Linked DNA regions of Homo sapiens: region 1 is linked to region 2. The links are chromatin contacts, found by Hi-C or POLR2A ChIA-PET in ENCODE. All regions are on one chromosome and are shown on one strand. Each heading gives the region's core, a stretch centred on a gene start or an enhancer-like site at or near the end of the contact. The rest is flanking DNA. Distances are from core to core; before and after follow the strand shown.

Region 1 (6,781 bases), core at 4,258-6,757, 220 kb after region 2:
CGTTTTAGCTGTTCTAATAGGTAGGTAGTGATCTCTCTCATTCGGGCTTTCCTTTGCATTTCCCGCGTGACTAGCACCGTTGGATGTCTTTTCATGCGCTTATTTGCCATCTGTATCCAGCTGTCTCTCAGTATCCATGCGGATTGGCTTCAGGGCGCTCCTCAGATACCAAAATCCCCGGATGCTCAAGTCCGTGATGTAAAATGGCACAGCATTTGCACATAACAAAGTATTCGCCCGTGTACTTTAAACCACCTTAGATTATTTATAATACTGAATGCAATGTAAATGCGATGTAAACAGTTGTTATGCTGTATTGTTTAGAGAATAATAACAAGAAAAGAGTCTATACATGTTCAAAACAAACACAATTTTTTTTTTCAAATATTTTGGATCCGTGGTTGGTAGAATCCACAGATGCAGAGCCCGTGGATACCGAGCGACGACTGTATTCTCTTTGGTAAAATTCTTCTTGTCTTTTGCCCATTTACTATTTGGGTGGTGTGGTTTTTTTGCTGTTGAGTTTGTTTTGAGTATATATATTCTAGATATAAGTCCTTTATCAGATGTGTGGTTTGCAGATATGCTCTCCTAACATGAAACTTGTTTTTTCATCCTCCTACCAGGATTTGTACAGAGCAAATGTTTTTAACTTTGCTAAAGTCCAATTTACCAAACATTTTATTTTATAGGTTGTACTTTCAGGGTCATGTCTAATATCTCTCAGCCAAACCCTAAGTCCTAAAGATTTTCTCCTATGTCTCCTTCTAAAAGTTTTATAATTTTACATTTAAACCTATACGATGATCAGTTTGAGCTAATTTTTGTTGAAGAAGTGATGTTTAAATCAAGGTGTTTTTGCTTTTTGTTTGGGTGTTTTTGTTTGTTTGTTTGTTTTTTGCATACAGGTGTCCAATTGCGCCAGGACCATTTGCTGAAAAGACTATCCTCTCCATTAGATTAAGTTTTCACCTTTGTCAAAACCCAGTTAGTTGTACTAGCATGGGTCGACTTCTGGGCACTCTATTCTGTAACATTGATCAATGTGCCTTTTCCTCCATGAATACCACATAACCTTCATTACTATGGTTATATATAGAGTAAGTCTTGAAATGGGACATACTGATTTCTCCCATTTTATTCTTATTTATTTACCTATTTATTTATTTATTTTTTTTAGGCAGAGTCTCACTCTGTCACCAGGCTGGAGTACTGTGGCGCGATCTCAGCTCACTACAACCTCCGCCTCCCAGATTCAAACAATTCTCCTGCCTCAGCCTCCTGAGTAGCTGAGATTACAGGCGTGCACCACCACGCCCAGCTAATTTTTTGTATTTTTAGTAGAGACGGGATTTCACCATGTTGGCCAGGATGGTCTCAATCTCTTGACCTTGTGATCTGCCCACCTCGGCCTCTCAAAGTGCTGGGATTACAGGCATGAGCCACCACACCCAGCCTCTTATTTTTATTTTTTAGAGACAAGGTCTTGCTCTGCCACCCAGGCTGGAGTGCAGTGGCACGATCATAGCTCACCACAGCCTCAAACTCCTGGGCTTAAGTGATCCTCCCATCTCAGCCTCCCAACTACCTAGGACTACAGGCGTGGACCACCATGCCTGCCTAATTTTTTAAAATTTATTTTTGTAGAGACAGACTGTCACTATGTTGCCTAGGCTGGTCTGAAACTACTGGCCTTAAGCAATCCTCTCACCTTGGCCTCCCAAAGTGCTGGGATTACAGGCATGAACCATTGGACTTGGCCCATTTTATTCTTTTTCAAATTGTTTTAGCTATCCTGGTTCCTTTGCGTTTCCATACAAACTTTAGAATGAGCTTATCTGTGGGTTTTTTTTCTTTTTTTTTGAGGTAAAGTTTCACTCTTGTTGCCCAGGCTGGAGCACAATGGCACGATCTCGGCTCACTGCAACCTCCGCCTCCTGAGTTCAAGCGATTCTCCTACCTCAGCCTCCCAAGTAGCTGGGACTACAGGCACGCACCACCACACATGGCTAAGTTTTGTATTTTTAGTAGAGACGGGGTTTCACCATGTTGGCCAGGCTGGTCTTGAACTCCTGACCTCAAGTGATCTGTCTGCCTTGGCCTCCCAAAGTGCTGGGATTACAGGCATGAGCCACCACGCCCAGCCAACCCTCCCACTTCTATTAAATAAAATGTCTGGGGAGCTGAATTTGGGCTGAGCTCCTGCACTAGACCCCAACAGACCAAACTAAAACGTGCTACGTGGCACATAATCAAACTGGAACTTTAAAAAGAACCACAGGAGGCCAGGCATGGTGGCTCACACCTGTAATCCCAGCACTTTGAGAGGCCAAAGCAGGAGGATCACTTGAGCTCAAGACCAGCCTGGACAACACAGTGAGATCTCATCTCTACAAAAAATCAAAAAATTAGCTGAGGGTGGTGGCACACGCCTGTGGTCCCTGCTACTCAGGAGGCTGGAGTGGGAGGATCCATTGAGCCCAGGAGATGGAGGCTGCCGTGAGCCATGACTGAGCCATTGCCCTGAAGCCTGCGTGACAGAGCAACAACCTGTCTCAAACAAACAAACAAACAAAAAACACCACGAGAAATCCCCAAATGGGCCAGTTTTCCAAAAACCAGAAGATTCATGGCAACCAATCAAAAGGGGCCCAGTCAACCCAAGCCGGCATAATCAGGAAGTCAATCCATACAAGGAAAATAGCCTCAGGAGAGCCGGGCTGCTTGTGCTGTGATGGTCCTTGCTACTGAAGCTGCCTTGTCATGGCTGGTCAGCTGCCATGCCCAAAGGAGCTCCTGTCTGTTTTGCAGGCTGGGTGCTGCCCAGTTCATGAATTACTAATAAAAGACAATTAAGCTGGGTGTGTGGTGCACACCTGTAGTCCCAGCTACTCAGGAGGCTGAGGTGGGAGGATCGCTTAAGCCCAGAGCCCTGGCAACCTAGCAAGACTCCATCTCAAAACTCAATTTGCTGAAATTTTGTTCTTTGATGGTTTCTATCCTTAAAACAGAACCAGCTGGAACCCTCTGGAAAGTTCCAGAACCACCAGCATCAGGGTGGCCAAGACGTGGGCACTGCCAGACAGGGGACCATGTGGGGCCAGAAGAAATTATAGGACATAGCAGGTCTCAGACATGACCAGAGACTGCTGCCAGTGGTGGAAGGCTTCCCTGAGCGTGATGACCTGGCCACTCCACAGGAAGCCTCCACACCCAAGGTTAAAGGTGTCCAGCTGCGGCCAGGGTTCCGGGGTACCTGTGGATCCCGTGACGTGGCACCGAAGATCTGAGCTGTGCAGAGGAGCTGCACCACAGAGGCCAGGTTTCCGTGTGGAGAACGCGCATAATGGGAGGCCTTGAGCTGAGACCCAGCCCCCGACCCCCACCCCCACCCACCAGCAGGGGATTCTCCTCAGGGCCTCACAGAGCACCACGTGGTGTCATTGCTGGTCCTGCCATAGCTCCCAGGACCAATGCTTCCCAGAACTCCCTGCTACATAAATACATCCGGTCCCTTTCCCTCGAGATCTTGAAAAGTGAAGACTTCACTTGGCAGTAACGGTAAAACATTTCAACATGGTAAGTTGTCATTTTATGCACACATGGAATGGTGGCCCATAAAGGGCCTGGGGGTCCAATATCCTACATACTGGACTCCTCATTAGTCCTCTGAGTCTTCTGTTCCCCAACACACTGCATTGGGATCAAACTGAATTTGCAGCCAGGCATCATAGCTCATGCCTGTAATTCCAGCACTTTGGGAGGCTGAGATAGAGGATCACTTGAGGCCAGGAGTCCAAGACCAGCCTGGGGAACATAACGAGACCTTGCCTCTAAAAAAAAAATTTTAAAAATTAGCCTGGTGTAGTGGGCATGCCTATAGTCTTAGCTACTAGGGAGGCTGAGGTAGGAGGATCACTTGAGCCCAGGAGTTCAAAGTTATAGTGAGCTAAGAGTGCATCACAGCACTCCAGCCCGGGCAACAGAGCAAGACCCTGATTCTAAACACACCTATACACACACACACACACACCCCACCACCAACAACAATGAAAAACCCTGAATTTACATCCTTCACGATAAAGTGATAGCTTCTGTGACATTTGCACAGAATTCTGAGTAAAGTTGCCTTTTCAGTCACATCTGTTAATGTTGACAAGACATAATCTAAAAATCAAGAGGATGAGAATAGAAGGACCACTTCCCTTCTAGTGACCTCCTGGACCACACCAAGCACCAACATCATGAGGATCCAAGGAATCTCTGGAAAGTTCTATCTCCAGAAGATACCCTGAGAACACTTAGGCCCTCCCAGACCACATGAAGAACCAACGTCATAAGGATCCAAGGCATCCCTGGAAAGTTCCTTCTCCAGAAGAAGGATCCAAGGCATCTCTGGAAAGTTCCATCTCCAGAAGATTCCCTGAGAACACTTAGGCCCTCCCAGACCACACCAAGCACCAACATCATGAGGATCCAAGGCGTCCCTGGAAAGTTCCCTCTCCAGAAGATTCCCTGAGAAGACTTAGGCATGATCTTAAATAAATATTCCTGTTGTTTAAAAGGCCTTAAATTCCTCATATTTAAGCTGTTGGGAGTCCCTTGCAATTCCATATACACTTGAGAATCTACTTTTATTTCTTTGAACAGGGCTGTTGGAATTTTGATAGGCATTGTGTTGAATCTGTAGATCACTTTGGGTAGTATTGACATCTTAACAATATTAAGTCTTCCTATCCATGAATATGGGATGTCTTTCCATTTATTTAGGTGTTCTTTAATTTCTTTTAGCAATCTTTTCTATTTTCAGCATACGAGTCTTTCACCTCCTTGGTTAGACTTATTTCTGAGTATTTAATTCTTTTAGATCTTGTTGTAAATGGCATTGTTTACTTAATTTCCTGTTTGAATTGTTCAATACTGATGCACAGAAACAAATGAATTTTGCGTGTTGGTCTTGATGTGTTGATCTTGTAACTTTGCTGAATTTGTTTATGAGCTATTGTACCTTCTTGTGGGTTCTTTTGGATTTTCTATATGTAGGATTATGTCATCTTCAAATAGAGATCGTTTTACCACTTCCCATCCATTTGGGTGTTTTTCATTTCTTTTTTTGTCTATGTAGGGGCCAGCCCTACAGGGTCTGTGGGTTTTTCTCCCCATGTGTGGAGACAAGAGATTGTAGAAATAAAGACACAAGACAAAAAGATAGAAGAAAAGACAGCTGGGCTCGGGGGACCACTACCACCAAGACGTGGAGACCGGTAGTGGCCCCGAATGCCTGGCTGTGCTGTTATTTATTGGATACAAAGCAAAAGAGTAAAGAGTGTGTCATCGCCAATGATTGATAAGGTCATGTGAGTCATGTGTCCACTGGACAGGGGGCCCTTCCCTGTTAGGTAGCCAAAGCGGAGAGAGAGAGGACAGCTTAGGTCATTATTTTTTCTATGCTCTTTTTAGAAAGATCAAAGACTTTAATACTTTCACTAATTTTGCTACTGCTGTCTAGAGGGCGGAGCCAGGTGTACAGAGTGGAACATGAAAGTGAAACAGGAGCGTGACCGCTGAAGCACAGCATCACAGGGAGATGGTTAGGCCTCCAGATAACTGCGGGCGGGCCTAACTGATGTCAGGCCCTCCACAAGAGGTGGTGGAACAGAGTCTTCTCTAAACTCCCCTGGGAAAAGGGAGACTCCCTTTCCCAGTCTGCTAAGTAGCGGGTGCTTTTCCTTGGCACTGATGCTACAGCTAGACCATGGTCTGCTTGGTAATGGGCATCTTCCCAGATGCTGGCGTTACCGCTAGACCAAGGAGCCCTCTAGTGGCCCTGTCTGGGAGTGACAGAGGGCTCATACTCTTCTGGTCACTTCTCACCGTGCCCCTTCAGCTCCTATCTCTGTATGGCCTGGTTTTTCCTAGGTTGTAATTGTAGAGCAAGGATTATTATAATATTGGAATAAAGAGTAATTGCTACAAACTAATGATTAATGATATTCATATATAATTATATCTATGATCTATATTTAGTATAACTTTTGTTATTTATGTATTTTATTACACTGGAACAGCTCGTGCCCTTGGTCTCTTGCCTCGGCACCTGGGTGGCTTGCCGCCCATAGTCTATAGCATTGGTACAACTTCCAGTATGCTGTTGAATAGTAGTGGTGAGAGCCTTGTTCCTGACCTTAGGGGAAAAGCTTTCAGTCTTTCACAACTGAGTATGATGTTAGCTCTGTGTGTGTGTGTGTGTGTGTGTTTGAGACGGAGTTTCACTCTTGTAGCCCAGGCTGGAGTGCAATGGGTGCGATCTCGGCTTACTGCAACCTCCGCCTCCTGAGTTCAAGCGATTCTCCTGCCTCAGCCTCCCAAGTAGCTGGGATTACAGGCATGCACCACCACACCCGGCTAATTTTTTGTATTTTTAGTAGAGACTGAGCTTCTCCATGTTGGTCAGGCTGGTCTCGAACTCCTGACCTCAGGTGATCCGCCTGCCTCAGCCTCCCAAAGTGCTGGGATTACAGGCATGAGCCACCACCCACAGCCATGTTTTGTTTTTGTTTTTGGAGACAGAATCTTGCTCGTAGTCCCAGCTGGAGTGCAATGGCACAATCTTGGCTCATTGCTACCTCCACCTCTTGGTCTCAAGTGATCTTCCCACCTCAGCCTCCCAAGTAGCTGGGACCACAGGTGTGTACTGCCATGCCCAGCAAATTTTTAAATATTTTTTTGTTGAGAGACGAGCCTTCACTATGTTGCCCAGTCTGGTCTTGAACTCCTCGGC
Region 2 (6,878 bases), core at 1,058-3,557:
AGTGCACACACACACACACACACACACACACCCCTGCATGTGTGTGCTGGCGCCTGTCAGCTCCTCCCCCGGAGGTGCAGCCTCAGCTAAGCCACCTCCCCCAGCCCCACCGGAGCAGGCGAGGAGCCACGGAGGGACCTCAGGGGGTGACCCCAGCCCCTGGGGGTCATGTGAATGGGGCTCCACCCAGGCCAGGAATCCGGCAGCACTTTTGTTCCTTTTCACAAAAGGCGAGCACGACGCCCCGTCTTGCTCACCGCTCAGTGAGCGTTACAAACGTTTGCCAACACGCACCTCCCTCTGCGCTGCCTGGCTGCAGCCAGCCAGGAGTGTCCGTCGGCTTCCACAGCTCCACTCTGCAAAGAAAACAAACCCAACAGCAAGGATGTTCTCCTTGAATGCTCTGGGCCGTGCTCTCGAATCAGCAGCCAGCCTGTCCTCAAAGGGGTCTTGGCTCAGAAACATCCTATCGTGCATCGTTTTCTGCCAAGTTTCAGTCTAAGATGTAAAAGTGGAGAAACCAGAAGCACTGCAAGTGAAAATAGAATAAAGGGAGACATCCCGTGTGGGAGCAAAGTAAGAGAAGCAACCAGCACAGCGGGCAGGAGGGACACTGGTGCCGCCACACCCGAAGGAGCCGGGTATCCACACTCCCGCAAGCCCTACCTCCCCTGGGGGCCCCCACCCACCAGGCCACACTCCCCTGCTGGCAGGAAACATGGAGTCAGGACCAAGTCACCTGCACCTGGGGCCATAAGGAGCTGAGCAGCCACCAAAGACCACCGTCCTCCAAACCGTTCTCCAAGTCCAGGGTCCTGCTGCTCTCCTCAACTCCCTCAGCCTCCCCAAATACTGAGTCTGAGAGTGCCCCCCAGCAGGGACTGGGCAGAAGTTTACACACACACACACAGACACACCCACCCCCACACACCAACACACAGACAAATATACACCCACCCCCACCCAACCCCCACCAACCCACTTCCACACCTACACCCACACATGCACACACGCACATCTACACATGCACACCCACACACACACCGACACACACACCGACACACACACCTCCACATACACCCCCGCACACTGACACACCCACACACACACCGACACACACACCTCCACAAACACACCCCCCGCACACTGACACACACCCACCCCCACACACTGACACATCCACCCCCCACACCGACACACACCTACAGTGACACCCGCACACTGACACACACCCACTCCTGCACACTGACACCCACTCCTGCACACTGACACACACCCCCGCACAGACACACACCCACCCCCGCACACCGATACACACACCTACCCACACACCCACCCCACACACCAACACACACCCACCCATCCCCGCACACCGACACACAACCCACCCCCGCACACTGACACACACCCACCCACTCACCTCTGCACACTGACACACACCCACCCCACCGACACACACCCCTGCACACTGACACACCCACCCACCCCCACACTGACACACACACACCTACCCACACACCCACCCCCGCAGACACACACACACCGACCCCCACACACTGACACACACACATCTGCACAAGACACCCACCCACCCACCCCTGCACACTGACACACACATGCACACCCCCAACCCCTGCACACTGACACACACACACCCACACACCCACACCCACACACTGACACACACACCCACCACCGCACACCTACCCACACACGCGTACCCACCCACCCCCGCACACAACACACATGCACACCCCCCACCCCTGCACACTGACATACACACACCCACCCTTACATGCACCCACAGGCACACATATACACCCACATGCACACCCCATATACATGCGTGCACACATATATACACATACACATACACACACCTACATACACCACCTACATACACCTACACGCACACATACATGTACACACCTACATGCACACATATGCATGCATACACACATCTGCACACCAACATGCACGCGCACACACGTGTCCACTGGCACAGAGCAGTGATGCACAGACACATTTCCCAGGCTGCCTGAGACCTGGGTGGCCGCGTGTGGTGCTTTGTGGCTGGGGTGTGCCCTAAGGGGTCAGGAGGGGCTGGGCCACACCCCAAAGGGTCCACATACTGAGGACAAAGGGAGCTGTGGAGGACCTTGTCCAGGAGAGGCAGGCTTCCTGGGTGCGGTGTGCAGGCTGCATGGGGAGCAGGGCGTTGGTTTCCCCGACTGCAGCCACAGACTGAGTGTGTCCATCCCCACAGCTCCTGCCAATTCCAACACTGAGAGTCTGTGTTTGGACGCCTCCAGTGACCACTGGCTCCGCGAGTGATGACTCACACCCATCACTCATCCCCTTCCTGAGTCAGCCGCGGGACCCTCTGCAGGGAGGCGTGCGAGTCATCGAGGTGATGCAACCCCTGCTTGGTCACTTGCTGACTCACGGACACCCCCCGCCCCAGCCCAGGGCCTCCCCTTCCATGCCGGACGGGCCTGGGGTGAGCTGCAGCCGGGCAGGAACGGCAGAGCAGGGGGCAGGGACCTGGGGGCGGGAGAGGCAGCCGGAACGGGGTGGCCGGGAGCAGGGCTGCTCTGAACGCAGACTGCTGGCCCTGGCTCCGCAGTACTCCCTCTGCTCTCTTGCTTGGTTTGAGGGACCCTCTTAAACCCTGCTCTCCAAGCCTCACGTGAATTGAACCAGCCACCACGTGGTCCCCGGAGGCGCTGAGCTGCGCTGAGCCCGGCCCCTCTCATCCTGGTGTTCTGGCGCCAAGCCCCCCAACCCACCCTAGTTGCAGGTCCGAGCCCTCCGGTGCCTGATCGCAGGCAGCCCCGGGCTCCATCGGGCTTAAGGCCACATTTCTCAGTGTTTCTATGAGGGCAGAAAAGACATTTCCTGAGAGTGGATTCCTGAGGTTTCTGAAGGTCCGTAAGTCCAAGAACCACATTCTTTCCAGCCCTCCTGAGTTCCTGCAGCCATGTTTCCCTTCCCTTGGGGAAAACGCAGCTCTGAGGGTCTGGAGCAGATGAAGGTCCCGTAAGTCCTACTCTCCCCAGCTGCCAGGGTAGGTGCCTGGTGCTCTGAAGGTCCTGGGGAGCCCCAGCCCCTTGCCAGGCATGTGAGGCCTTCCCAGCCCACACGTTCCGTGAGGACGGAGCCAGGTCCTGTGTTGCTTTCTGCTGCCTGGATGACTGGGAACGGAGCTGGGGTGTCCTCTGCTCTGCTGGAGCTGGAGCTGCCCTATTTAAGGCAATTCCTGCGCTGTGAGCCCTGGTGGGGCCACCTGGCGGGTTCCGCCAAAGCAACCTCACTGCCATGGGTGTTTTTCTGTTCCTGCGGTCATATGGGCTCTTGTGAAAGCAGTTTTCCAAGTAAATATGGTGATGATTTAAGTCTACTACATTTGGAAAAATGAGGGATGAACCCTGCAGCCCTGGTCCTGTCTCAGAGGCAGCTTTGGAGAACATCTGTTGCTGCCTCCGGAATCACCTGGCCCTGCCTGGGGGCAGCCACTGGCCCAGGCCAGCTCCTGAGCTGCCCTCCTGCCAGACTCGGAGAGGGGCTGTCTGTTCCCAGCCTCAGACCCCTGCCCCATGCCCATCGCCTGAGACTGTGATCAGACCCAGCCATGTGTCTGAATGAGCCTGGCCCGAGGAACAGTGGCCCTGAGAGGCATCTGAGCCCTGAGCCCCTCCCCACAGTGCAGGCCAGGGGTGGCCTCTGCTTCCCCCAAGATTCCAGGCTTTGTCTGATTTCCAATGGCTCTGGTCATCCTCACCCTGGTGCCTGTGGAGACCCTGGTGATAATGGCAATGGCCTCCCTTCCCTACATGGGTGGAAACTGCAGGTCCCGGCCCCTGGGGTCCTGGCTCTGCACTGCTCTCAGCCTGGCGTGGCCAGGAAGGACGCTGCCCAGCAGCCCCAGCCGCTTGAGGCCAGGAGAAAGTCGGGGTGGGAACGTCCGTCTCTGCAGTAGGTACCTGCCCCATCCTGGCATCACGGCCAAGGTGGCCACGCGTCTGTGGCAGGCCAAGAGCAGGGCCAATCCCAGGAACTACCCGAGTCCTGCACATGACTGTGGGTGTGTGCAGCCCGCACAACAAAGCAAACAGACAAGCCATCAACAGTGGGGGAATCCGTGTTAGGGCAGCCGGGTTCTGGCATCAACGCTAATATCGTTAACTTTTCTTTAAGTGTGGAATTCTTTCCCAGCTGAAAGTCACAAAAGGCTCTATTGATGGGGGTGTGGGTGGAGGGGGGCCCTGAGCAGACCCGGTACGAACGGGCACAGCACTCTGGCCAGGGCGGGTGCCAGAGCTGGCTGGGCGCTCTTCCGTGCGCTGCGTCTGCAATACTGGTCATCCCTCTGCGGGGACATGGGGGCCTCTCCAGGGCTTCAGAGAAGGGTGTGCAAAGACAGTGGTGAGATCTGGAGTTCGGAGTCTGGCGGAGGAGGTGCCCGCCGAGCTGCCTCTCGAGGGAGGCTCTCAGGATATCGGCCGCCTCTGCGAGGCTCAGTGCCTGGTGCCCTCCGCCTCCGAGCCCTTCCCCAGCAACCCCCCAGCCCTCCCCGACCCCTTCCCCAGCCCTTCCCGAGCCCACCCCGAGCCCTTCCCGAGTCCTCCCCGAGCCCTCCCCGAACCCTTCCCGAGCCCTCCCCGAACCCTTCCCGAGCCCTTCCGGAACCCTCACCGAGCCTTCCCCGAGCCCTTCCCGAGTCCTCCCCGAGCCCTCCCCGAGCCCTTCCCCAGCCCTCCCCCAGCCCTCCCCGAGCCCTCCCCGAGCCCTCCCAGAGCCCTTCCCCAACACCCACTCCCGAGCCCTCCCCAAGCCTTCCCAGAGCCCTTCCCCAGCACCCCCACCCCGAGCCCTCCCCCAGCCCTCCCCGAGCCCTTCCCCAGCCCTTCCCCAGCCCTCCCCGAGCCCTTCCCGAGCCTTTCCGCAGCCCTCCCCGAGCCCTCCCCGAGCCGTTCCCGAGCCCTTCCCGAGCCCTTCCCGAGCCTTTCCCGAGCCCTCCCCGAGCCCTTCCCGAGCCTTTCCGCAGCCCTCCCGAGCCCTCCCCGAGCCCTTCCCCAGCCATCCCCGAGCCCTTCCCCAGCCCTCCCCGAGCCCTTCCCGAGCCCTTCCCGAGCCATTCCCGAGTCCTTCCAGAGCCCTTCCCGAGCCTTTCCCCAGCCCTCCCCGAGCCCTTCCCGAGCCTTTCCCCAGCCCTTCCCGAGCCCTTCCCGAGCCTTTCCCCAGCCCTCCCCGAGCCCTTCCCGAGCCTTCCCGAGCCCTTCCCGAGCCTTCCCGAGCCCTTCCCGATCCCTTCCCGAGCCATCCCCGAGCCCTTCCCGAGCCCTCCCCGAGCCCTTCCCGAGCCCTCCCCGAGCCCTTCCCGAGCCTTTCCGCAGCCCTCCCGAGCCCTCCCCGAGCCCTTCCCCAGCCATCCCCGAGCCCTTCCCGAGCCCTTCCGGAGCCATGCTTCCCTAGCCCCGCTCCAATGTGAATTCGGTGTGCAGTCTTGGTTTTACCACCGAAGAATTTTAGGAATTTCCTCTTAGTCTGAAAACAAAACGTGTTCAAAACCTTTCTTCGTGTTTATAGTTGCTTGGGTTTGAACGCATTTTCATCCTCTCCAGAGCCGCAGCAGAGGCTTCCTGGCAACCAAGCTCGTGCTTGGGGAGGGGGCTCTGCGCCTTCAGGCTGCCCGGCCCCAACTCCCCTTGATTTGGGGGTCCAGGTCAGGTCAGTGTCAGGGTGCCACCCGGGAGCTGGCGAGGTGCACGCGGCTCCTCCCGCCTTGCAGTGGGTGGGCACACCTGCCTGGAGGTCCATGCGGAGGCGCGGGAACCGCTGAGGCGACTCAGGCCCGGGTGCGGGGATTTGGGTGTCTCTCGGAGGTCGCGAGCATCCAGGCGGAGCCCAGGCTGCAGGGGCAGGTCCTGCACCTGCACACCACCGTGACAGGTCCGCAGGTGTGGCCGGACCCATCTCCTTCCAGCCTGCCCACTTCCTGAGCCTGGCTTCTCCCTGGCCTTCCTGTCAGTTCTGGGGGCTTTCTGGATTGTTCTTTCAATAAAATTCTGTCTGTCGCGGCTGGCGGTGGAAGCCCAGGGCTCTCTACTCCCTCCAGGCAGCCTGTTTGCTGCACCACCCACCTCCAAACCTAGGACACCTCACCTGCTCCTGGGTTCCCAACGCCAGGCCCAGGGCAGGGCAGCCCCACTGCAGATGCTGTGTCCTGGCAGCGCCAACTTCGCGAAGGTCAAATTGTCACCCCCTCTCGGCAGCCTGCCGGTGTTGACTTTGCTGCAGTTGGGAAAATAGTGCTAGCTGGAAATTCTTTCACTTTCGATAAACACATCTAGCTATTGTAAACCAATACTTTGCTTTACACTATTCATCCATGGAGATTTTAAAGCTAAGAATGACTTCGGCCGGATGCCAGCCAGTTGCACTCCTCGAGGTGGCTGCCAAGGAAGGCCAGGCCCAGCCGGCCGCCACAGTGTGCAGTGGGCACTCGGCCTCGGGAAAGCCACCTGATCCGATGCGGAGCGAGACCCTCACTCAGGAAGGCCGGTCTCTTTCCAAGAAGTACCCAGTATGCTTTGATGATGATTTAGGTGAAGAAGGCTGGAAAGGGTGGTGGTGGTGAAAACTGTTCAGGGGGAGGAAAGGGAAGGCCATCCCGAGGGCGGGGCCCCAGCGTCCGTGGGGAGCATCTGTTACCCCTGGGGCTTCGTGCCGGCCCGAGCGACCTGAATATGAACTCGCTCCTATTAGAAATGGAAGCACACCCAGAGTGCTCCGGACAGACGCCCAGCCTGCTGTAGGAGCTCCTGTGGGCTCATCTGCCTTCGGAGCATGCACCTGCATCAGGCGACTGCAGCACA

The links. Hi-C counts contacts between places; a loop is a spot of excess contacts on that map. ChIA-PET counts read pairs that join two places held with the same protein, here RNA polymerase II (POLR2A). Pooled maps may share reads with other maps.
Region 1: a map of MCF 10A shows a loop between it and region 2 (22-fold over the local background). The contact joins two enhancer-like sites. A Hi-C loop is called at or near these places in 1 of 168 maps with a recorded cell type or tissue (MCF 10A) and 4 of 50 pooled maps. POLR2A ChIA-PET finds 5 or more read pairs at or near these places in 1 of 52 experiments (AG04450).

The regions. Positions count from the first base shown.
Region 1 is chr4:1,262,329-1,269,109 of GRCh38, forward strand. No RefSeq gene overlaps it. Among named protein-coding and RNA genes, the nearest start is that of CTBP1-DT, 16 kb to the left of the region's middle. RefSeq lists an enhancer at 5,501-5,630. Within about 2 kb of position 5,508, at least 7 of the 41 ENCODE cell types and tissues checked have a DNase peak (open chromatin) inside an H3K27ac peak, as active enhancers do.
Region 2 is chr4:1,041,429-1,048,306 of GRCh38, forward strand. All of the region lies in intron 1 of LOC105374343 (a long non-coding RNA gene), which reads left to right. Among named protein-coding and RNA genes, the nearest start is that of FGFRL1, 33 kb to the left of the region's middle. RefSeq lists silencers at 1-110, 491-672. Within about 2 kb of position 2,308, at least 12 of the 41 ENCODE cell types and tissues checked have a DNase peak (open chromatin) inside an H3K27ac peak, as active enhancers do.